Linked DNA regions of Homo sapiens: all the other regions are linked to region 2. Evidence: chromatin loops called from intact Hi-C (ENCODE). Cell type or tissue: heart right ventricle. All regions are shown on one strand. Links, peaks and the distances in the headings refer to the core of each region. The heading gives the core; the rest is flanking DNA.

The links. Hi-C counts contacts between places; a loop is a spot of excess contacts. Peaks named below come from ENCODE experiments on the same cell type or tissue, not always from the same donor. Only the 100,000 strongest peaks of a DNase experiment are listed, where the experiment ranks them.
Region 1: it touches region 2 in a loop (3.0-fold over the local background); 66 of 110 quality-filtered maps call a loop at or near these places.
Region 3: it touches region 2 in a loop (2.4-fold over the local background); 72 of 110 quality-filtered maps call a loop at or near these places.

The regions. Positions count from the first base shown.
Region 1 is chr17:43,682,273-43,687,817 of GRCh38, reverse strand. The region is part of intron 3 of LINC02594 (long intergenic non-protein coding RNA 2594); the gene reads right to left. The region is part of intron 1 of LOC107985085 (a long non-coding RNA gene); the gene reads left to right. Among named protein-coding and RNA genes, the nearest start is that of LINC02594, 20 kb to the right of the region's middle. In heart right ventricle, for the core only: no CTCF peak of the experiment used is centred there; no DNase peak of the experiment used is centred there.
Region 2 is chr17:43,843,527-43,849,737 of GRCh38, reverse strand. It overlaps CD300LG (CD300 molecule like family member g), which reads right to left and starts at 2,562. Exons shown (of 7, transcript NM_145273.4): 1 at 2,479-2,562; 2 at 845-1,180. The coding sequence starts at 2,521. It overlaps LOC107984979 (a long non-coding RNA gene), which reads right to left. Exons shown (of 3, transcript XR_001753057.2): 3 at 3,263-3,474. In heart right ventricle, for the core only: a CTCF peak has its summit at 3,302 (motif pointing right); DNase peaks (open chromatin) are centred at 2,627 and 3,307; H3K4me3 peaks cover 2,656 bases; H3K27ac peaks cover 3,343 bases.
Region 3 is chr17:43,779,387-43,784,931 of GRCh38, reverse strand. It overlaps CFAP97D1 (CFAP97 domain containing 1), which reads right to left and starts at 4,497. Exons shown (of 6, transcript NM_001136483.3): 1 at 4,346-4,497; 2 at 3,743-3,813; 3 at 3,040-3,158; 4 at 1,629-1,752; 5 at 1,039-1,095; 6 at 1-549. The coding sequence starts at 4,469. The coding sequence ends at 1,039. In heart right ventricle, for the core only: no CTCF peak of the experiment used is centred there; no DNase peak of the experiment used is centred there; H3K27ac peaks cover 499 bases.

The sequences.
Region 1 (5,545 bases), core at 1-5,000, 160 kb after region 2:
TACCTCACCTTTCCCCATCCCTCCTCTCAAAGACGCTAAGGAAAGAGCGACTTGCACCCAGGGCTTTTTCCCGCAGCCCCTCCCTGGTTCTCAGCCACTGTCTTCGGTCACCTCTCACTGCCTCCGGTCACCTCTCACTGCCTCGGGAGCCTCAGAACACCAGCCTCCCCTTCCCATCTCCGCTCTGGGGGCCTGCTCCAGTCTGGTGATTCCTCTCTCCATCTCCCAGCACTTGGGGACAGTTATGTCACTCAGAGAGCTCCCAGGGAAGAACCTGAAGAACAGACCCAGATAGAGGGGAGAGAGGGCAGTGGAACCTTATGGAAAAAGGGGCAGGTAGCCAGTGGCTGTGGTGCAAATGTTCTCGAGTGTGGCCCCCGGCCTGCCTAGCCTGGCTGATGCTTATTAAAAGTGCATATTCGGCCAGGCACAATGGCTCATGCCTGTAATCCTAACACTTTGGGAGGCCGAGGTAAGCGGATCACTTGCAGTCGGGAGTTTGTGATCAGCCTGACCAACATGGTGAAACCCCATCTTTACTAAAAATGCAAAAATTAGCCGGGTGTTGTGGCAGACACCTGTAATCCTAGCTGCTTGGGAGGCTGAGGCAGGAGAATCGCTTGAACTCAGAAGGCAGAGGTTGCAGTGAGCTGAGATCACACCACTGCACTCCAGCCTGGGCAACAGAGTGAGACCCCGTCTGAAAAAAAGAAAATGCATATTCTGGCTGGTGACGATGGCACATACCTGTAATCCCAGCACTTTGGGAAGCTGAGGCAGGAGGATCACTTGAGCCCAGGAATTTTAGTCCGGCCTGGGCAACATGTCGAAACCCTGTCTCTACAAAAAGCACAAAAATTATCTGGGTGTGGTAGCACACACCTGTGGTCCCAGCTACTCAAGAGGCTGAGGTGAGAGGATTGCTTGAGTCCAGGAGATTGAGGCTGCAGTGAGCTGTAATCAGGCCACTGCACTCCAGCCTGGGCAACCAAGCAAGATCCTGTCTCAAAAAAAAAAAAAAAAAAAAAAAAGGCCGGGCACGGTGGCTCACGCCTATAATCCCAGCACTTTGGGAGGCCAAGGCAGGTGGATCACGAGGTCAGGAAATCAAGACCATCCTGGCTAACACGGTGAAACCCCATCTCTACTAAAAATACAAAAAATTAGCCGGGCGTGGTGGCAAGTGCCTGTAGTCCCAGCTACTTGGGAGCCTGAGGCAGGAGAATGGCATGAACCTGGGAGGCAGAGCTTGCAGTGAGCCGAGATCGTGCCACTGCACTCCAGCCTGGGTGACAAAGCAAGACTCTGTCTCAAAAAAAAAAAAAAAGGTCAGGCTTGGTGGCTCATGCCTGTAATCCTAGCACTTTGGGAGGCCAAAGCAGGCGGGGCTGATCACCTGAGGTCAGGAGTTCAAGACCAGCCTGACCAACACGAAGAAACCCCATCTCTACTAAAAATACAAAATTAGCCTGGTATGGTGGCACATGCCTGTAATCCCAGCTCCTCAGGAGGCTGAGGCAGAAGAATCGCTTGGACCTGGGAGGGGGAGGTTGCGGTGAGCCGAGATCGCACCATTATACTCCAGCCTGGGCAACAAGAGCAAAACTCGGTCTCAAAAAAAAAAAAGTGCATATTCTAGTTGGGCATAGTGGCTCATGGCTGTAATCCCAAAAATTTGGGAGGCCAAGGTGGGAGGATCTCTTGAGACCTGAAGTTAAAGATCAGCCTGGGCAACATCACAAGACCCCAACTCCAGAAAAAATTTAAAAATTAGCCAGACATGGTGGCGTGCACCTGTAGTCCCAGCTACTTAGGAGGCTGAGATAGGAGGATCGCTCGAACCCAGAAGTTTGAGATTGCAGTAAGCTATGATTGCACCACTGCACTCCAGCCTGGACAACGAGACCCTGTCTCTAGAAAAAAAAAAAAAGGCACGTATTCCTGGACACCCCTCTCACCAATAAACACATCCTTGCCAGAGCAGAATCTCTGAGAGTGGGCCCAGGAGTCTTCAGTCTACCATGCTGCTGGGATGTGTCTTATACAAAAATCAGGAAGTAGGCCGAGCACAGTGGCTCGTGCTTGTAATCCCAGCACTTTGGGAGGCCAAGGCAAGCGGATCACCTGAGGTCAGGAGTTCGAGACCAGCCTGGCCAACACGGTGAAACCCTGTCTCTATTAAAAACACAAAAAATTAGCCAGGCATGGTAGCGGGCGCCTGTAGTCCCAGCTACTCGAGAGGCTGAGGCAGGAGAATTGCTTGAACCCAGGAGGCAGAGACTGCAGTGAGCCAAGTTTGTGCCACTGCACCCCAGCCTAGACAACAGAGTGAAACTCCGTCTCAAAAAAAAAAAAAAAAAAAAAAAATCAGGAAGTAGAAAGAGAATGGACTTTGAAGTCAGGGAGCTCTGGGCTGAACTCCTAGCTTTCCCCACCTCCTAGTTGTGGGAATGCTCTTTATCTTCTCCAAACCTGTGTTCTCTTCCATAAAGCTGGGGGCTCTGATCTGCATGTGGCGGGAATTATGAGGATTCAGATAAACAGGGAAAGCACAGAGGCAGATGCTGCGGACGCCCTCCCGCATCTTCTGGGGGTCCCCTCATCCTGGAGCCCAACGGACCTAACTTCTGACAGCCTGAGGGCCCCTGGGAGTGCTGAAGAATGAGTGTCCCACCCACTCCATCCAGCAGCCTTAACAAAGGACGGGGATGGAGTTGGTGTATAAGTACCCGCTCCCTCATCCTTCCAGTGGGATAACTCTGAGGTGCAGGTTCCATGCTGGCTCCTGAGTTTCCCAGCAAAATTAAGCTTCCGTCACCCGCCGGGGTGCCCTTCCTGACAACACGCCCCTGTAAGCTGCCTTCCTTCCCTGGGTCACCTCCCTACCCTCCTACTGGAGCTTCCTGTGAGCATCCCTCAAACAAACAACTTGCCCTCAAGTACTTGTCTCAGGTCAGCTCCTGCGGGACCCCAGGCTAACATAAGCCTGGCAGCCTGGAAATGAGCCTTTTTTTTGAGACAGTGTCTTGCTCTGTCGCCCATGCTGGAGTGCGGTGGCACAATCACAGCTCACTGTAGCCTCAACCTCCCGAGCTCAAGCCATCTTCCCACCTCAACCTCCAGAGTACCACCATTCCTGGGTAATTGTTCTCTATTTTTTGTAGAGACGGGGATTTCGCCATGTTGCCCAGGCTGGTCTCAAACTCCTGGGCTCAAGGGATCCACCCGCCTCGGCCTCTCAAAGTGCTGGAATTACAGGCAGGAGCCACCACGCCTAGCCGTGAGTTCTTTTTCCTCTCCTCGTCTTTGACTGTCAGTGTGGAGACCAGGTTGGCCCAGACCAAGCAAAGCCACCAGAGGGCCTGGATAGTGCTGTGGCTTGCAGGGATACATAGACACTGATGTCCGGGACCCAGCAAGGACAGTGTCCCCTGACTGTAAGGATGCCATCGAAGTCCCAGGAAAGGCAGCTCACCCTTCCCTTCCCCAGATCCCCAGTATCTGCTAGTCAGGAAGCAGAGCTATAGGCCCATCCACAAGAATCCCCTAATCCCACATCCCTCAGTCTGAAATTGGCCCTAACCACAACTTTCCCTATCTTCATCTTTCTTTCCTAGTTCCTCAGACACAAAGCAAACAGCCACTTCCCCGCTCCTCAGAGACACCTTGCCTCTAAATCTTGAAACTGCCAAGCCCCAGCTGGCTAGGCCACTGGCCACATGAATTCTAGTCCCCAGGGGCACTGAAGTCACCTCCCAGAGAAATCCCTATGATTTCATCTTCTATTTAATCTTTATTTCTCCTCATACTTTTCAGAACTTCAAATAATTTCTCGTTTGTAGTAACTAGGAAGCCATAAATCGCCCCTTTATGTCTAAGGAAAATCAATTGTTATTTGACATTTTACCTTAATATTCCCGACTTCCTTCAACTGTAATAAAGCTTCCATCTGCCTTTTATTTTACAGGCAATTAGTAAGTCACCTTTTTAAAATTTCTCCACATTTTCTATCAAATGAATGCTAGGATTGAAAGGGGAGAGCTGTTTTATGGGATTGAACTCACTGAGTAGAAGGGATTTATCTGTAGCCTTCGAGGTACCAACACTCATTAATGGGTTTTATTGATTTGGGGGCTTTTTAACCCTTAGCAATAATACAGGTGTCACCTGCCCAAGGCAGTTGGGAGGGGGCAGGGATGCTGGGAGGGGCTGTGAGGGAGTCCACACATTTCTGAGCCCTGGGCCCAAGCTAGAAAGGCAGAGAAATGAGATCTAACCCTTTGAAGTGTGATCACGCTCAGTGCAACCACACCCTCAGAGGTAAATCATAGCCCAGACACCCTCTTTTTCCTGGAGACAAAGTTGGAGTTTTTTGGGTTTTTTCTTCAAATTACCCAGGGGAATGCAATGCTTTTGCACCCCTATCATGGGATCAAAAGAAAGAGGCCCATTGTTGGGGTTCAAGGCCCTGGGCTTGGTCTGCCTCTTTTAGCCCTGGGGTTGTGGGCAGGCCAGGGAAGGAACCTCTGAGACTCAGTTTCCTACGATGTGAAGTGGAGAGAAGAATCTCCTCTTTAGCCACCTCTCAGGGCTGCTGGTGTTCGCCCCCAGACCACGTCTGTGAGAAATGCTTAGAAGACTATGCAGGGCGTAAGAAACTACATAAGGAACCAATGAGAATCCTAGTCACAAATGGAAACCTCAGTCCACAAACTCCAGAACGAAACCTTCCTTGCTTTTCTAGAACTCATCTTATGGGTTCTGTACCCCCCATTGCCTGGGCTGGTGGAACTCTGGTGCCAGTCTTTCCCTAGCAATTTCTCCAAAACCCCCCACGGCCTTTTCCACCATTCCCCTTCCTTGAAGGCCGCCATTTGACACTCAGAGCCCAGGAAGCCTTTCTTGGTCCAGACAGCAGGACTGGAAGCCTTAGAGCTGTCGGCAAGAGATGTGAGTCCTGTAGCTGAGGACAGTCCAGGCAGAGTATGAATAAGACGGCAAAAGTAAGTCCAGAAGACATTAATGGTAGACTTTGGGTGGCAGGTGTATGGGTGCTCACTATAAAATCTTTTCAACATTGCTATACACTTGAAATTTTTCATTAAAATGTTAGAAGGGAAAAAAAAGGCTTATTCTGGGGCAAATCCCCCAAGGTAGGGTACCCGCCTGTGATGGGAGAAAGGAACGAATGTGAGCAGAGGAGGAAGGCAAGGGGCCCTCTGAATCTAGACGAATTTGTTTGTGGGACCTGCTACGTTATTTGTGGGCCCAGTGCAAAATGAAAATTTGGGGCCCTTCCTTCATAAATTAAGAATATCAGCTAGGCACGGTGGTTCATGCCTGTAATCCCAGCACTTTGTGGGGCCGAGGTGGGTGGATCACCTGCGATCAGGAGTTCGAGACCAGCCAGCCTGGCCAACATGGTGAAACCCCGTCTCTACTAAAAATACAAAAATTAGCTGAGTGTGGTGGTACATGCCTGTAATCCCAGCTACTCAAGGAGCTGAAGCAGGAGAATTGCTTGAACCCAGGAGGCAGAGATTGC
Region 2 (6,211 bases), core at 613-5,612:
GAATCCCAGTTCCATCACTTCCTGCTGTGAGATCTTGGGCAAATCACTTAGTCTCTTGGAGCCTCAGTCCCTCATCCGTGAAATGGGGATACAAAGATGTACCTCGCCCACACTGGCCAGCAGACCAAGGCTCCCACTCCCCTGGGCCCTCTCTGGCTTCTTTCTCCTTAGCTCAGCAGGTCCACTTGGGGTTCTGGGCTCCCAGAGAGGTGCTTTATCCCCTACCCAGGCCCCATAGCTCCAGCCCCGGCCCCCTAGTGTCCCTGCATTTAACGATCCCTCCTTCAGGCATCCTACCCAGAGGCTGGTTCCCAGGCACTCTAGCACCTGTGGCTGGACTTCAATATCTGGGGAGGTGGAGGCCAGGAGGGGAGAGTTGAGGGCACAAGCAGGGCGAGGCCAGCATGTCCAGGGTGATGCTGTGGGCTGGGTCTGGAATGCAGCAATGGTTGGCCCAGCCTCGGGAGGCCTCAGGAATATCTCTGACACCAGGCGAGGAGTCTTCTTTATCCCCTGATATGTCTATCTTGTACCCAGCCTATGGAAATCTCCCTCCAGCACACCTGGGCAGAAAGGAAAGGCGCCGAGCCCAGCCCTGGACAGATCTGGGTCCGGTCCTGCTCTGACATCTACTACTGGTGTGACCTCGGGCAGCAAGAGTGAGACAATGGCCAAGACTCAGGCGGCTCCTTCTGTGCCCCAAGCCTTGCTCGGTGCTTGACCTGCATGATCTCCCTGAGGACTCAGTGCCCATAATGTTGGTACCAGGATTATGCCCCACCACCCCTCCCTCTTCCCTCTGCAGCTCCTGTCCCCAGCCTGGGGAAGGAGAGATATCTGTTACCTGGAAAGACGAACAGAGAGATCAGTAAAGACTCATCGGGGCCCCGTTTTTCGACCCCACACCAGTACTCCCCAGCGTCTTGCAGGGTGAGGTTCCACAGGGTCACAATGAGCGAGAGCTCCTGGCGGCTGTCACGGATGGACACCCTGCCCTTCATTGTCTCCTGGCCTTCTTCTTCTGCATAGATGGTGCCAGAGCAGCGAGAGAAGAGGATCCCACCCTTCCTGCACCAGTACTTCCGGTGGTCCCTCAGCTCTTCCCTGTAGGTGCACTGCAGGGACACAGTGTCCCCTTCGAACCCGCTGATTTCCTCTGGGCCCTCCAGGGCTTCATAACCTAAAATCAGAGCAGGAGTGGAGGTTGGAAAAACCAGGCTCCATGTACCAAGGTCAAGGCCAGAGCTTCCATTTTAGGAGGAAGAAGGAAGGCTTTTCTCAGTCATCCCTTCTGGGGACAGCCTTGGAAGAGCCATTACTAACCTCCCACGCTGGGGGAACTTGGGGCAGGGCTGTTGCTGTTTCCCTAACCCTGGCCCATTGAGGAATTGGGGTGCAGGGGTGGCGTTCTAGATTCAGATAGAATCTGACAGCCAGATAGCCAGCAGGGTTTCTGAGTGTTTTGTTTTGTTTTGTTTGTTTGTTTGTTTGTTTTTGAGATGGAGTCTCACTTTGCCGCCCAGGCTGGAGTGCAGTGGCCCGATGTCTGCTCACTGAAACTTCTGCCTCCCGGGTTCAGGTGATTCTCCTGCCTCAGCCTCCTGAGTACCTGGGACTACAGCCACGTGCTGCCATGCCCGGCTAATTTTTTGTATTTTTAGTAGAGACGGGGTTTCACCGTGTTAGCCAGGATGGTCTTGATCTCCTGACCTTGTGATCCGTCCGCCTCAGCCTCCCAAAGAGCTTGGATTACAGGCGTGAGCCACCGTGCCTGGTTTTGTTTTGTTTTTAGACAGGATCTCACTCTGTTGCCCAGGCTGGAGGGCAATGGTGCTCATGGCTCACTGTAGCCTTGACCTCTGGGGCTCAAGCGATCCTCCCACCTTAGCCTCCCACTAGCTAGGACTACAAGTGTGCACCACCATGCCTGGCTAATTTTGTTTGTTTGTTTGTTTGTTTGTTTGTAGAGATGGGGTCTCACTATTGCCAACTGAACAACTGACATCAGTTGTAGGATTTATCCTGATTTTAAGTGTTAGAAGGTAAAGAAAAAGAAAGCAAAAGAATTGATGAAACGTGATAATTCTTCATCTTTCAGGGTTGTGGGGAGAGGCATAGCCGAAATTCAACAAATATTTGCTGAGTTTAACAGGGCAACCAGATGGGGTGTCTTGTCCGCCTCCAGGCTTGGCACAGGGTAGAAAAATTAAGATTAGAGAGGCAAAGCAACTCTCACAGCCACATTGCCATGAGGGGAAACCCACAGGTCTGGAGAAAACCTGGCTCTAGGTTCCAGAAACAGCAAGTGCGGCCCCGGCGCCACCCCCACCTCCCCCCACCCCCAGCCCGCCCCGCTCCCCTAGGGCTGAGGAGGCTGAGGATAGGTGGGGTGGGGCTATCAGTCAGTCAAGAGGTCCTTTCCCTGCAGACCACAAGGGTGAGCCCCACATCCCTCCCGAGACCCTCTCCCCATCTCACCTGGGAGCAGCAGGCAACCCCATAGCAGGACCAGAAGCCGCATTCTGGGCGCTGGACACCGTGGGAGCAGACGCTGGGAACTGTGAGCTCCTCTTCAGTCACACGGGTCTTTAACTTTCTCTAGTCGCGTGAAACCAGGCCAAGGAAGCGAGGGGAGGGGCGTGTGGGTCATCCCTCCGCAGGCCCAGCCGGGGAGGCGCCTCTGCCTTCCCTTTTCTGAGCGCCCACGCGTGCCTACCCCAGGGCTCACCTTCCAGGACTGAAAACCCACACCAGAGTTTCTCCTAAACTCGTGCCCCTTCAAGGGGGCCTTAACCTGTGGTCCGTGCGCCCTAAGGGGTCTGTAAGTCGAATTCGCATGGGAAAAAGTTACATATTGACTTTCATCAACTTCTAATATTTAGCTTTTCCTCTTATTCAGAGTGTACTGTTAGCAGTACCTGCAACTTTGTTACCAATTACAATCACAGACACTGGCACATCAAGTTGTGGATATCTCGAAACGTCGTGTATACCCCTCACTGCTTGGAAAACAATGAGTTCCTAGACCTGCCCCTAGAGCTGGTTATTTACAATAATGAAACGGCTATTATTATATTACACATTTATAAAGAGTTTTAAGAATCATCTCACCAGTATTAGTTTTCTTTCCAGCATATATATTTTATTTATATATTTACCCGCCATTATACTGAGAGAGGGGTCCATAAACTTCACCAGACTGCCATGTGGTCAGTGGGACAGAAAGAAGCTTGCCCCTGGGGCAAGGCCCCTGGCCCCTCCTCCGCCCTTGCCTTTTGGAGGACGCAGTACTGCCCTTGGCCACGGGGCGGCGGTGCAGACGGGGCTGAGCAAAGCTGTAGGGCTGAGCTGGACCGGATTCCCTGGTGCCTTGGGCCTACAGCGCTGCAAGATAGGTCTCCTCCACGCCTGCGGAGTTGTTTTGGCATTTGAAAAAGTGAATTGGTGGTTTCTCCATCGCAGACTTGAATCCTCCTTGAAAGGACCAAAACAAACATGTACACTACTGGGAGCTCTGACACACTGGCTTCAAAAATGACTTTTTTTTTGGTTTGGTTGCAAAGTTCATACAGGTTGTAAGCAAAATTTTACACAATACAGAACGTAAAAAGGAAAGAAAGAAAAAAGGGAGTGCTTCTTGTAATTCCCCTTCTGCTTTAGAAAAGCACCATTAATATTTTGGCATATATCCTTCCAAATGTTCAGTTGGAATTTTACTGACTTGTCAGGTTAATATCTGAAGCATTAACTCAGTGGTTCTGGGAGGGAAGATTGTGTGTGTGTGAGTCTAGTAACGTGGGGAGAAGTGTTTTAATTTCACAATGACTGCGAAGCACTGCTGCCATTTAGTGGGCAGGGCCAGCTGTTCACGGTGGGGAAAACTGTTACCATGATCTCAGCCCCTGACTCTCTTTTACATGTACAGACTACAAAAGGTGATCTGTTTTTGCAGTTTTAAAAAAACACAGATTAAAAAATATTTATGGCCCAGCATGGTGGCTCACGCCTGTCATCCCAGCACTTTGGGAGGCTGAGGCGGGTGGATCACCTGAAGTCGGGAGTTTGAGACCAGCCTGACCAACATGGAGAAACCCAGTCTCTACTAAAAATATAAAATTAGCCAGGCATGGTGGTGTATGCCTGTAATCCCAGCTACTCAGGGAGGCTGAGGCAGGAGAATCGCTTGAACCCAGAAGGTGGAGGTTGTGGTGAGCTGAGATCACACCATTGCACTCCAGCCTAGGCAACAAGAGTGAAATTCTATCTAAAAAAAGAAAAAAAAGTATTTGTTTATTTACTTATTTTTGAGACAGGTCTCACTCTTGTTGCCCAAACTGGAGTGCAGTGGCGCCATCACAGCTCACTGCAGCCTCAAACTCCCAGGCTGAAGTGATCCTCCCACCTCAGCCTCCCAAGTAGCTGGCACTACAGGCGTGCACCACTGTTGCCTGGCTAATTTTTTATTTTTAGTAGAGACAGGGTCTTGTTATGTTGTCAGGCTTTTCTCAAACTCCTGGCTTCATGCGATCCTCCCACGTCGGCCTCCCAAAGTGCTGGGATTACAGGCACGAGCCACCATGCCCGGCCTTAAAGTAATACTTATTCTAGCATTTGATAGCATATCTTTGCTCTTCTATTTATTTATTTTTGTCCTTACACAGAATAATTTCTGATCCTCTACATTTCTTAAATTCAGACTTATTTATTATATGCAAGGACGAGCATCTGACACTTCATTATGCTTTCTAGTGTCATGGGACCTGAGCACTGACAGATTGAAATATGTGTTATTTGGTTATAAATTGCTTTCCTTTTATTTTTTCTCCCTAGTATAGCTCAGGCACTATAGTGTGATTTTAAAGAAGTAAGTGCTTGTGAAGGCATATTATTTATGATTGTCATTTTAGGAGAGTAAGCGAGGTGTTATTAAATGTTTATTTATATAAAGAGCATGTTGAGTGGATCCCTACCCTCTTCCTGCATATTTGAAGGTCCTTCCCCTCCATTTCCCAGCCCCACACCTAGCCCAGGAGGCTGGCTCAAGAACTCCATTAGAAACAGATTCACCAGACTGGGAAGTGGAGCAAGGGCTGGGGAGAAGGGTGAAAGTGAGGTGCTGGCATGAGCCTCGCACCTAGTTCCACCTTAGGCCACACTCTGGGGTAGATGGGGCCAACAGACAGACCTCCGTGGTGGGCTGGGGATCTGAGAAGAGAGGATATTTTTGTCCTGCTTCCCACCAGAAGCATGGGGAGGTGCCCCACCATCACTGCACCTGGGAGAGGCAATGAGGCACAAGGGCTCCTGGACAGGTCACTGGGCTCGTGACAGCCTCATCACATCCTCAGGAAGGCCTCTGTGTGCCCAAGAGGTACAGTGGCAGGGATGAGGGGACTGAGCTGCTTGGTCTTCGATGGCCACCCTGGTCCAATTCCTCTCGGTTTGGACTTGGACTAAATCACTTCAGCTGCTCCAAGAGGGTCACTTGCTCCTCTTAGATCAAGGTTTCCCCAACCTCAGTACTGTTGACATTTTAAGTTAGATAATTCTTTGTTGTGGGAGACTGTCCTGTGAATTATAGGATGTTTAGCAGCATCTCCAGCTGTACCCCCTAGATGCCAGTAGTCCCTTCCCAGTTGTGATAATCAAAAATGTCTCCAGGCTGGGTGAGGTGGCTCATGCTTATAATCCCAGCACTTTGGGAGGCCAAGGTGAGTGGATCACTTGAGCCCAGGAGTTTGAGACCAGCCTGGGCAACATGACAAAACCCCGTCTCTGCAAAAAATACAGAAAATTAGCCAAGCATGGCAGTGTGCACCTGTGGTCCCAGCTACACACAGGCTGAGGTGACAGAATCACCTGAGCATGGGAGGTCGAGGCTGTAGTGAGTCGAGATCCCATCACTGCACGCCAGCCTGGGTGATGGGAGTGAGACCTTGTCTCAAAAAAAAAAAAAAAAAAAAAAAGGCCGGGCGCAGTGGCTCACGCCTGTAATCCCAGCACTTTGGGAGGCCGGGGTGGGCGGATCACAAGGTCAGGAGATCGAGACCATCCTGGCTAACACGGTGAAACCCCGTCTCTAAAAAAATAAAATACAAAAAAATTAGCTGGGCATGGTGGCGGGCACCTGTAGTCCCAGCTACTCGGGAGGCTGAGGCAGGAGAATGGCGTGAACCCGGGAGGTGGAGCTTGCAGTCAGCTGAGATCACGC
Region 3 (5,545 bases), core at 1-5,000, 64 kb after region 2:
CAGGCCTGCAACATTGTCTCACCGTATGTTTTGAGACATTTTCACTGCTGCTGCTCCCTATAAATGAACAGAGTCCATGGAAACTTCAATGAGGCATTCTTTTCCGATCGTGTGTATTCACAGAGGAACTAATGGCATTTGTTCCTTGTGTTTTCTGAACCTTGATGTTGTCATGTGATTTCGTTTTCCATTTTGACAGTGCTGTACTTGTGGCTGGATGATCTCACCCCAGCTTTTCTTCTTCCACGGGATGGTGATGATGGTGTATGTTTTAAAGAGTTCTCTCAGATTTCTCTCTCTCTCTCTCGTTAAAACTTCTTTTCATAGCCCCAAATAAAAATGCTCATTGCATCTTTCCTTCTGCCTGCCCCATTTTGGAATGAGAACATAAAGCCTTTGGGTCCCCTAAATGTAACTTACGCATTTTATGTTCCAAGCTTTATTGAAGCATCTGAAGATGGAGCATTCAGCCAGTCGGGAGTGTCTTGAGATCCTGAGCAGCCAAGAAATCCTAGGGCCTTCTCTTGTATCTTTTCCATGGTGAGTAACCTTGTATTCAGTGGAGAAGAGAGAAGGAGACACATCAATTATACAGAACTATTCTTTGGAACGCCTAAGTGTCCATTTATCTTTCTCCCTTGGGTGGGGGAAACCACTTAGTCATCACTAATAATGTTAAATAATACAAAATGACAACATGCTGGTACTTTTGAATACTGACAGAGACCTGGAATGTAACTTTGGCACAATTTTAAAGCCACAGGTCTTCCAGTTTATGTCTTATTGGAACAAATCACTTCCCCTCAGACTCCCACAAAGCCTCAAAGATGATGACAAAAGACAATGTCATTTCCTTCTTGTATGGAGAGAAGAAATAAAGTCAGAGAGCCCCAAGTTTCCCGAATGGAAGACTAGTCAATATTATATGAGAAGAGCAAAATCCGTCTCCTTAACTGGGCCCCTCATTCGCCATTTATGGGGTTCTCAGGGCTTTGGTATCAGCTGTGGTCACAGTGTTTGATAGTAAGAGAGACATACCTATTCATTTTGGGAGAGAAGATATCTCGTGGTATTTCTGATATAGCGCCTTGAATTCTTGAAGGAAAAAAATTGGTTTATGTCAATGCCAGGGCATTGGTGCTATTACTGAAGTTCTAAATCCCAGGGATGACTTAGAAAAGATTTAAAGACCAAAGTCGGTAAGTGGAGGTTTTTTAAAACACCACAGATGGTTTCCCCTCCCCTGGCCTTTTTAAGGGTCATTCCTAAATGAAGCAAACCAACCGCATACTGACTGAATCTTATACCCTTCATCCCTGTACATTCAGCCTTTCTTAATGAATTAAGGGGTGAGGGAAGACGCTACTAGATTATTTTTCTGAAACTGACACATAATTGTTATGTTATGAAACTGACACATAATGGCTTTGCTACCAAGCTGTTTTAGCTGTTTGTTTGATGGTTTGTGCCTGTTAGCTTTGTTTGCTTTGGATGGTTTTTCTTTTAACGATTGTTACATTTCATGTGATCTGACTCTAGCTGTTCAGGGATTTTTCTGAGACTCTCTCTAGGCTGAACACCGACAAACTCTGTGTGTGTCTGGGAGTATAACATGAGTGCCCACGTGCCTGCCAGTCTATCTCAGATGCCCTGCGGTCATAGTGGGGTTTGCGATCAACAAGCCTCTTCAGAATGCCCTGGTTTTCCATGGTGATTCTCACTAGCTCGCGGTTCCTTGTTTCTCTGTTTAAGCTGAAAAACACAAAACCCCGAAATGGGTGAAGAAGGAAATGCTCATCTTGACGAGTGGGGGAGATGAAGTCATGAGATCATAAATGCCAGACTGTCTAAGTGCAGGGAGTAAACTGTCCTGCTGAGCCCACAGGCCCCTGGGACAGCCTGTTGGTCTGCACTGCACTCCGGGAAACATGCACCGCATTCGCAGGTTTATATCAGTGGTCCTCAACCCTGTTGCCCATGAGAAGATTCTACTTCATTGATCTGAGGTGAACCGTGCACACTGGCATTTTCTTAAAATTCCCCAAGGATTATAATGTAAAACCAGGATTGAGAACTTCTGGTTGGGGGAAGGTCTCCCTGTGAATAAATCACAAACGGCTGGCGACAAGTTTTGGGTCACCTCACTCCTCTCAGCTTTCAACTTATACCAGAATATACCAGGATATAGAATGGCATCTTGACCATCTCCTCGCCCCCAGCAAATTCTTTCTCTTGCATGAGCTTCTTTTGTATCCCTAATCACACTGCATTGTCATTATTTCCATAAATATCTCCCCTACAAGACCTTGAGTTCTTTGAGGTAAGGAAATATACATCTCATTTCATCTTTATTATTCCTGGTACCTAGCACATAGTAGTTGCTCAGGAAAGATTTCTGGAACTGATTTTAAGAATGTCACATCATAGCCCCAGCCATGGTGCTATGGAACAGATGCCTGTGTCCCCCAAAATTCTTATGTTCAAATCCTAACCATGAAGGTGATGGTATTAGGGGGTGGGCCTTTGAGAGCTGATTAGGTCACCCTAATGGAATTAGTGTCCTTATGAAAGAAGCCTCTTTCTCCTTCTGCCCCGTGAGGTTACAGTGAAAAGATGGTTGTCTATGAAGCAGGCCCTCCTCAGATGCCGAATTTACTGGCACCTTGATCTTTGGACTTCCTTGCCTCTAGAACTATGAGAAATTTTTGTTGTTTATAAGCCACCAGTTTATAGCAATTTGCTATAGCGCCCTATAATGGACTAAGACACATGGCCACCATTTTATAAAAGTGCGCAGTGCATTCTTGTGACACACTGAATAGGACTCTGAAAAGTCTCTTCGATGAAATAAAAGCTCTTTAATGCTAGAGAAAGGTCCCCATTTTTAAAGTTTTCATTCTGTGTAACATGGTCTGTTTGGTTCTCCCTCAAGATAACTTCCCTTAAGTACTTCTCTGACTTGGGAAAACCTCACACTAAAACCCAAGAGGAAAGTCAATTTTGACTTTTCAAAACTGAAATGAAGACAAAGAACATTACCTCTTGGAAAAATATTCATTCCAGCAATCCACCTTGGCAGGGCCGCGATGGGCATTTGCGATTTTCTGACACAGTTGCTTGTTTTCATACTCGATTTTGTTGATTTTCTTTTGTTCACCCTGGTAAGAAACCACACCTCACCATGGTGACACCATCAGTGCACTGCCCCAACACACAATGACTTAGTGTTCCCCTCCTCTGAGATCGTGGGAAAGGGGTGCATTGAGGGCCACAGTGGAGACTGGAAGCAGAACTTAAAAGACTGGGCGGCCGGGCACGGTGGCTCACGCCTGTAATCCCAGCACTTTGGGAGGCCGAGGCAGGCGGGAGGTAATGAGACTAAGACCATCCTGGCCAACATGGTGAACCCCTGTCTCTACTAAAAATATGAAAAATTAGCTGGGCATGGTGCCACATGCCTGTAATCCCAGCTACTCTGGAGGCTGAGGCGGGAGAATTGCTTGAATCTGGGAGGCGGAGGTTGCAGTGAGCCGAGATTGTGCACTCCAGCCTAGGCAACAGAGCGAGACTCCGTATCAGGGGGGAAAAAAACGACTGGGGGTGACGCGTGGGGAGGAGGAGTATTAACAAATCTTTGAGTAGATGGGTATTTAGAAGGCTCTGGGAAATTGAACCTCTTTAGGAAACAGACTGGAAGTCAATAAAATACATCTGCACATCTGCAAGCAGCAAGAACAAATACCTGTAGTTTGCTCAATTTTAAAATGTGATTTGTGTGCGCCACTGGAGGTTTGGTATCAACAGTAGGCTTCGCTAGAGAAGGGGGATAAAAGGGAACAATGTTACATCACAGGAATTCCAGTAGCGGCCTCAGAAAACCAGCACTAGACAATGTCCTTGACTAATGAACAATTTCGAATTAGGACCTTAATGCGACTCAAGAAGTTTGGTTTGATTTATCAAATGAACATCTCTGGAGAGTTTTGAGCAGAAACAAAAGAATAGTGAAAATAAAATTTACAGAGATAAATGTCCTTCTAATCCAATGAAAGAGCTTCTCTTCCAATCTTTTTCCAATATTATTAGCCTGTCTATTGGCTTCTGAAGTCTTATCCCCTTTCTAACGTACTTCGGCTTTAAGGAGTTTAAAGGAGTATTTCCATCCAGTGAACTCCCTGGTGGAAGATACATTTTGTTATTGGTGCTAATGCCCTCTTCCCCAAACTCAGCAGATAAGGCCATATCATCCCAAAGCTGTGACCTGGTCTGGTTTCCTGTTGATCTCTTTATGGGGTACCATTCCAAAATCCCTAATAGCAGTGTCCAGCCCAAACTGCCCACATACCTATTTGTATTCTATTCTTGTGAGATACGTAGTGGCCAAAGTCCAGTTTCTTTCTGAAGGTTGTGCTTTGCCTGTGATTAGAGACGATAACAGGGTAGGCCAGATAATCCAGGGAATTGTTCATCTTCTCTTCCTAGTCTCACTTCAGAAATGAGGTACCCAGACTCCTCTGTGAGGTGCCTAGCTGTCCCCATGACAAGCTGTCATAGTTACCCAGTTATGACATCAGGGACAGGTCCCGGGAAGGGAGTAGGAGCAGCAGAGCATGGCTGGCTGCCTCTGGGCTTGTGTTTTTAATGCTAACCTCGGCTCAAGTCAAGATGAAGGTCAAGGAACTCGAAAGCTTTCCCCGCTGCTTAGAATGCAGATGCTGCCAGCCAACACCAGAAGGAAAGAAGTGGTGCACCGGGAGGGGTGGGCAGGCACGGGGTGGGGTGAGGGATACAGAAATTCCAGCCTTGGTTACACATCTTGGGCTATCAGCTAAGTAGTCTCCACTGCAATAGCTCCCCTGAAGGTGCAAGACCACAAGTTTTGGAGGAGGAGAAAGTTGACCCTAATGATAATCGGATCCAATTCCTTTTGCAAATGAGGAAACTGAAGACCACAGCAGCAGCAACGTTACTCAAGAACCAAGTTGGTGGCAGGGCTGGGCTCAGGATGTGGGGTTCCTGAATTCAAGGCCAAATTTGCCCTTTTGCAGGAAGGAAACTGCCAGTTTTTCATGGCAGTAGGGGAGGGCAGCTTTCCTCCAGTACAGAGACTATCTTTTGTACTTAGTGGGAGTTCAGGAAATGCTGAGTGGCTTATGGTGGGCTGGCATCTGCTCCAGGAAGGGCTGCAGGAGTCTGATTTATCTCCACCCCAGCACAGGGTATAGCACCCACTGGGTGCTCAACGCATTTGTTGATGAAGGACTAACACCTATTGAGTGCTCGCCATGCAGTGCTGGGTGCCTTCTTTGAATGTCACATTTAACCCTTCCAGCAACCCTAGAATTAGGTACCATTACTATCCCGCTTTTTTTTTTTTTCCCTGCAAACAGGCTCAGGTTAAGTAATTCCTCAGAATTCCAAACCTGACTGCTTTTAAGCACGACGATGACTCTCAATGAATGTTGAAAGCAGATGCGCCCCAGAGTAGGGCTTCTCAGACTTTGACCGTAGGGACCTCCTGGGGTCCGTAAAATGTCCACTCTGA